Linked DNA regions of Homo sapiens: region 2 is linked to region 1. A link is a loop called in an ENCODE intact Hi-C map of the cell type or tissue named here. Cell type or tissue: mammary epithelial cell. All regions are shown on one strand. Each heading gives the region's core, and the rest is flanking DNA. Links, peaks and the distances in the headings are about the cores only. Region 1 holds the start of LANCL3 (LanC like family member 3). Region 2 has its middle 47 kb from the start of PRRG1.

Evidence for each region. A loop is a pair of places that touch in the nucleus more often than their neighbours do. Peaks named below come from ENCODE experiments on the same cell type or tissue, not always from the same donor. Only the 100,000 strongest peaks of a DNase experiment are listed, where the experiment ranks them.
Region 2: it touches region 1 in a loop (26-fold over the local background); 2 of 110 quality-filtered maps call a loop at or near these places.

Annotation. Positions count from the first base shown.
Region 1 is chrX:37,570,765-37,573,673 of GRCh38, reverse strand. It overlaps LANCL3 (LanC like family member 3), which reads right to left and starts at 2,013. Exons shown (of 5, transcript NM_001170331.2): 1 at 1,231-2,013. The coding sequence starts at 1,803. In mammary epithelial cell, for the core only: a CTCF peak has its summit at 1,208 (motif pointing left); a DNase peak (open chromatin) is centred at 1,193; H3K4me3 peaks cover 1,465 bases.
Region 2 is chrX:37,301,149-37,304,057 of GRCh38, reverse strand. No RefSeq gene overlaps it. Among named protein-coding and RNA genes, the nearest start is that of PRRG1, 47 kb to the left of the region's middle. In mammary epithelial cell, for the core only: a CTCF peak has its summit at 1,309; no DNase peak of the experiment used is centred there; H3K27me3 peaks cover 142 bases.

The DNA of each region.
Region 1 (2,909 bases), core at 235-2,734:
TGGCCTTCTAAAAGGTTTTCTACAACTGGAAGGGCATTTGAAAAACTGCTGGCAGTTAACAGTGACTCAGAAGCAGAGCAAACTATTTCAAGACAACTTTGTGACATAAACCTTTGCTGCCCAGCTAACACAGTGCACATTCTTTAGTAATCTTTTTTCTCACTTGAATCAACCTCACCTGCTATTAAAAAAAAACCCTGTCTGCCTCTGTAGAGGTGATCTAAGTTAATTACTCTTTTAAAACACTCTATATACCTTTAATTTTTCTTCAAACGCCTTTCTCACCTAAATAAAGCCAAGTTAAATGTGTCACTTCCTCCCTAGAACAGTAGTTGGCTCCAGGGGATTATGAATGAAAGTGCCTCTCTCTCCGTTCTAGTCACTATGATCCTTCAGAGTTTTGTTCTTTTTCCTACTCCACAGGAACTGGCATATTCTCTTCTAATAACCACATGCTGATTTCAAAGTGAGTCCAGGAAAAAATATGTATGTGAAAACCAATTCACTTTTAGGAGCCACTGTAAAGTTATTCATCAAGAAAAGCTGCCCTGTCAAGAAAGCTGTGGTCTTGCCCATCCTAAGCAAATATTTTTAAGTGAAATAATGCACATTCAACCACAATGGGGTACATTTCCGGGTACGTTTCCGTCTACATTTATGTATTTTTAAAGGGGACACTCCTATCAGATATGCATTTAATAAGAGCCATGGGTTGAACTGAATAGTAAGCAAAACAGTAAACACATCAGACCCACAGCTGAGCAGTTATTCTTGGTTACAGACCCAGGGCTCCAGAAGCAACTTACCTCCACATCGGCCCCGAAAAGTTCCATTACTTTCTAGCACTCTAACATTCGAGGATGCCTCAGCTTTTGACAGCAGAGTCAAAGGAAAGGAAATCCCTTCCATTTCTGAGGTTTTCATCTTACTTGAAAGGGCCACACTGTCATCCCCCAGAAAGCTAACAGGCATCTGGAGTGATGCCACGTAAAAACACGAACAAAGCGCAGAGACGCCGAATCTCAACAAATGAGAGACTGAAAACGACAGGAAAGAAGAGGGACAAAAGCAGGAGATAGACCTCAAGGGACTGAAGAAATGCTAGCACCACACCAAGAGTAACAAAGACTTGGAGAGCAACTCGGGACAGTGCTGCCCGAGCCACGGAGTCCGGGGAAAGGAGGCCGGGCAGGCGGCGAGCGCCCTCCCGCGGCCCGGGCTACCTCTTACCTCCTGGGCGAGTTTCTGCTTGAGCACCAGCGCGGCACACAGGTAACCCGCGCGGCCCACGAACAGCTCGTCGGAGCCGCACTCCAGGAAGGAGACCGGCGCGCAGACGGCACACAGAGCCCGGAACTTGCCCAGCGGCTGCACGTAGTCGGACCGGCCCAGGGCGTGGTATACGAGCGTGGCCACGGCGTACACGCCCGCGCCCCCGAGCAGGAAGGCGGCGCGGGTGTCGGCGTCCGGTTCGCCCCACTCCTCAGCGCGGGCGCACGCGTCGATGAGGCGCTTAGCCGAGCGCAGGTAGCGTTCCCGGGCCGTGGCGAAAAGCGGGCTCTGCGAGACGTGGTAGAGCATATACGCCACTCCGGCCACGCCGCCATAAAGCCCCCCCTGGCAGGCGCTAGCCCCCGCCGTCGCCCCTCGGGCCTCCGCGCCGCCCCCGAGTGGGGGAAGCTCCTGGAGGATGCGCTCGATGGTGGCGGTGACCAAGGGCGCCACCGCCTCCTCACACTGGCCCGCCAGCAGGCTGCCCTGGTAGTCATCGAAGCGATTGGCGAAGCAGCGCTTGGTGTCCATGCTGTTGCCCGTGCCCCCTAGTGCGGAGCTGAGGACCGCTTGAAGTCGTGCCCTGCAGCCCCGCACACCACCTCCGGCTCTCTGAGGCACTCGGATGCCGGTGTATGCGGCGGGGAAGGAGCGAGAAGGATGAGACGGGAGGTGACAAGAGGAGGCGGGCAAGGAGCGGATGGCCAAGTGGGGCGCCGGGCTGCCGCGAGGCTCCCGAGTGGCCCGGGCGATCGCGGGGGATGCGTGTCCTGCGCCCCCCCTCAGAGGCCGCGCCCTCGCTGAACCCGCCCCCTCCTGCGCCGCCGCAGCTTGGCTGCCTCTTCAAGGGGCCGAGGTGATCTCTGGCAGGACCCACGCGGGGCCCGCGCCACTCCTCCCGCTCCGCCCCCGACTCCTCCCCTACTGGCAGAAGGCCGAGGACGTGCGGGACACTGATCTGGAACGCTGGGACTCAGCATACACACACCTGGCGGTAGAGGTGATGGTCTCCAGTCCCTTGTATACTCAAAGTGTGGTCCTTGGGTTAGAAGCATCAGCATCACCCGGGGGCATGTTAAAAACGCAGCATCTCAGGCTTCACTCCAGACCTATTGACTCCAAATCTGAATATTCAGCAAGATTGCCAGGTGATTCGCATGCACATTAAAGTTTGAGGCGCCACTGAACTAGGCTAGAGTAGCAAGACAAAACTGGGCGCCTTCTTTGAAGTTTGTATTTCATCTTGGTCGCTTCGGAGTTCTCATTATGAATGTTTCAATCCCAAAGGCTGGGGCATTTGAGCACATCATGTTTAATGCATTAAAACGGTGAAATACCCCATACAGGAACTTTTTTCCCAGCTTTGATTTTTGTATTGTTTTCTTCGAGTATACAGGAGTAAAAAGTCAAAGAACCACACCAGGTTAAGGCAAGGAAGGGGCACGCCCCTCCTGCCATGCGTGCATAGTAAAAGCTCAATACATATCTTGAGGTCATTAACTAGTTAATATTAGGATAAACGCTCTGTGAGAATTTAATTAGGCTTTTTATCTCCCCCTTCCCTCCCTTCTTTTCCCATGTTTGTCCTCTTCTGCTTTTTTCCCAAGGGCGTTGTGGAGGGTCTCCTATGTGTCCTG
Region 2 (2,909 bases), core at 300-2,799, 270 kb after region 1:
CAAAATACAATTGCAAGAAAAGCAAAAATTGACAAATGGGATCTAATTAAACTAAAGAGCTTCTGCACAGCAAAAGAAACCATCATCAGAGTAAACAGACAACCTACAGAATGAGATAAAATTTTTGCAAATCATGTATCTGACAAAAGACTAATATCCAGCATCTATAAGGAACTTAAACAAATTTACAAGAAAAAAGAAACCACCTCATTAAAAAGAGGGCAAAGGACATGAACAGTGTGAATTAGTTCAACCATTGTGGAAAGCAGTATGGCAATTCCCCAAAGAGGTAAAAGCAGAACTACCATTAGACCAGCAATCCCATACTGGTTATATACCCAGAGGAATATAAATTATCCAATTGGCAGCAGGTGAAATTACATGGCTTTCCAAATGACTGCATTGCCAACCTATCTTCTCCCAGCTAAATGACTGATTTCTATCACTGCTGCCTCCCAAGGGGGTCTCTTGCAAGGACGTGGGTGTTGATGATCCTAAAATGGCACTTAAAACTTCTGACAACCATCGGTTGGTGCAACCATATAAGGGGCCTTTTAGAAAACACTAAATAGGGATCCCTTCCTGTCTGGAGACGCGGAATGGGACACAGGCTTGGCATTGCAGAAAAACAAATTATTGGTTCTCACTAAGTTAGCGTCATAACAATTTTGGGCCTCCATTTATTCATCTGGAAAACTGGAGACTGCCTGTTTAAGGTCTTCTCTCAACCTGTGGTTCTCTGAACCCATGTGAGCTCTCTCTGTGTGACATATTCAGCACTCTATTAACCACAGAAATAGAGGAGGGAGCCCTGAACACCCCCAATCCTCTCTAAAACAGGAGGCAGAAGCAGTCACAACTAATATCTAGTAACATATTCAGCACTCTGCAGACATAAACTCAATGTTCAAGAGATATAAGTGTAAGATCAGGATAGGAATCCACAATTTCAGGTACACCAAAAAGCTACAACCATCTGTGACTGGTATTTGTTCCATAAATGAGCCTTGATAGTTTTCTCAAATGTTTTTAATGTCTGTGCAGCCTAAACTCAGGGCTGAAATGACTGCTCACCTGCTTTCCAAAGTCCCTCAGGTTTACCAGATCATAAGAGGGTCTCCACCATTTTTGGGAGGTGCCAGACCCCTTTGAGAATCTGTAACAGTTCCAGGGGCAGTCAGTCCTTAAGGTACTTTGCACATGCACATAGACATATCTCACACATGCAATTGACTTAGGTTTTATGGGTCTTGGGTGCCATGGGAAACCTTCTTGTTCTGCCCAACGGCTCCCCTCCATGGCTGACCTGCATCATGACATTGTTCCTCATGGCTTCAACCCCAGTTGGCACCCTCACCCATCCAGCCACTCAACTTGAAAGTGAATTCCTCATTTTCAGGTAAATTTTGCATCTTCTTATGTTTATCTCCCTCAGATCTCTTTTTCTCCATACTCCTCTGGGCTTCTCTCTTAGGTAAATGCTTTGTAAATCCAGGGTCACATTGAAAGACTTTAGAATAGATTGGGGATATCTAAGTCTCACAGTCTTTAGAGCTGAGTCCTAAACTTTGCTCTAAAATATCCCTGTCCCTTCCTTCCTTCCTCCTTGCCTCCCAATCTTAGAAGCACATACAGCAAAGAACCCTCTATATCCCTAATTGTCATGTGGAACAGATTTTTTTCCTGACTACACAGGACTTCTAGTGCATGGCTATTCTAAACCAGTGTTCCAGACTCCTGTCCACACGAGGAGCAGCAAAACAAGGGCTGTGGCTCTCATGAGCAGAAGAGAATCTATCAGATACTTTAAGCTGCAATAACATAAAACCTGTCTTATAACAGCTTAAACAAAGATGGGATATATCTTTCTCTTATAACAGAAATTCTGAATAAATATGGCTGCTGTCCTTAATCCAGAAACTTGATGATTTTCAAGCCAGCGTCATGTACTCATTTGACTTTTTTCTCTTGTTTGACTCCTTGTTATTGTAAGATGGCTCCACCAGCCCCATAATTTTAGCAGACCTAAGATAGTATAAACAGTAAATTCAAAAGTAGGGTTTCCCAAAGCTGAGTGACCATGGAAAAGTTACTTAATTACCTGACCCTCATTCCTTAATTCAACAAATATTAAATGTGATATGCTGAGCACATAGATTAGCAAAAACAGTGATAGTTGGTGTTCTCAAGAAAGATACATTGCAAATTTTTTTCTTTCAATGTATTTTATTTTGATGAATTACAAAGGTAGATAAAAAATACTTTTTATAAAGTACAGTTAACTGACTTAGGAAAAGAGACAAAGCTTCTACAGTTTTAAAAATAAAATAAAGTTTGGCTTCCATCCCAAGATGGTTGAATAGGAACAGCTCCAGTCTGCAGCTCCCAGCGTGATCGACACAGAAGACGGGTGATTTCTGCATTTCCAACTGAGGTACCTGGTTCAAGTCATTGGGACTGGTTGGACAGTGGGTGCAGCCCATGGGAGGGTGAGCCAAAGCAGGGTGGGGCGTTGCCTCACCCGGGAAGCACAAGGGGTCAGGGAATTTCCCTTTCCTAGTCAAGGGAAGCCATGACAGACTGTACCTGGAAAAATGGGACACTCCTGCCCAAATACTGCGCTTTTCCCAAGGTCTTAGCAACTGGCAAACAAGGAGATTCTCTCCCGTGCCTGGCTCAGTGGGTCCCATGCCCACGGAGCCTTGTTCACTACTAGCTCAGCAGTCTGAGATTGAACTGCGAGGTGGCAGCCTGGCTGGGGGAGGGGTGTCTGCCATTGCTGTGGCTTAAGTAGGTAAACAAAGTGGCCAGGAAGCTCAAACTGGCAGAGCCCACCACTGCTCAGCAAGGCCTACTGCCTCTATAGACTCCACCTCTGTGGGCAGGGCATAGCTGAACAAAAGGCAGCA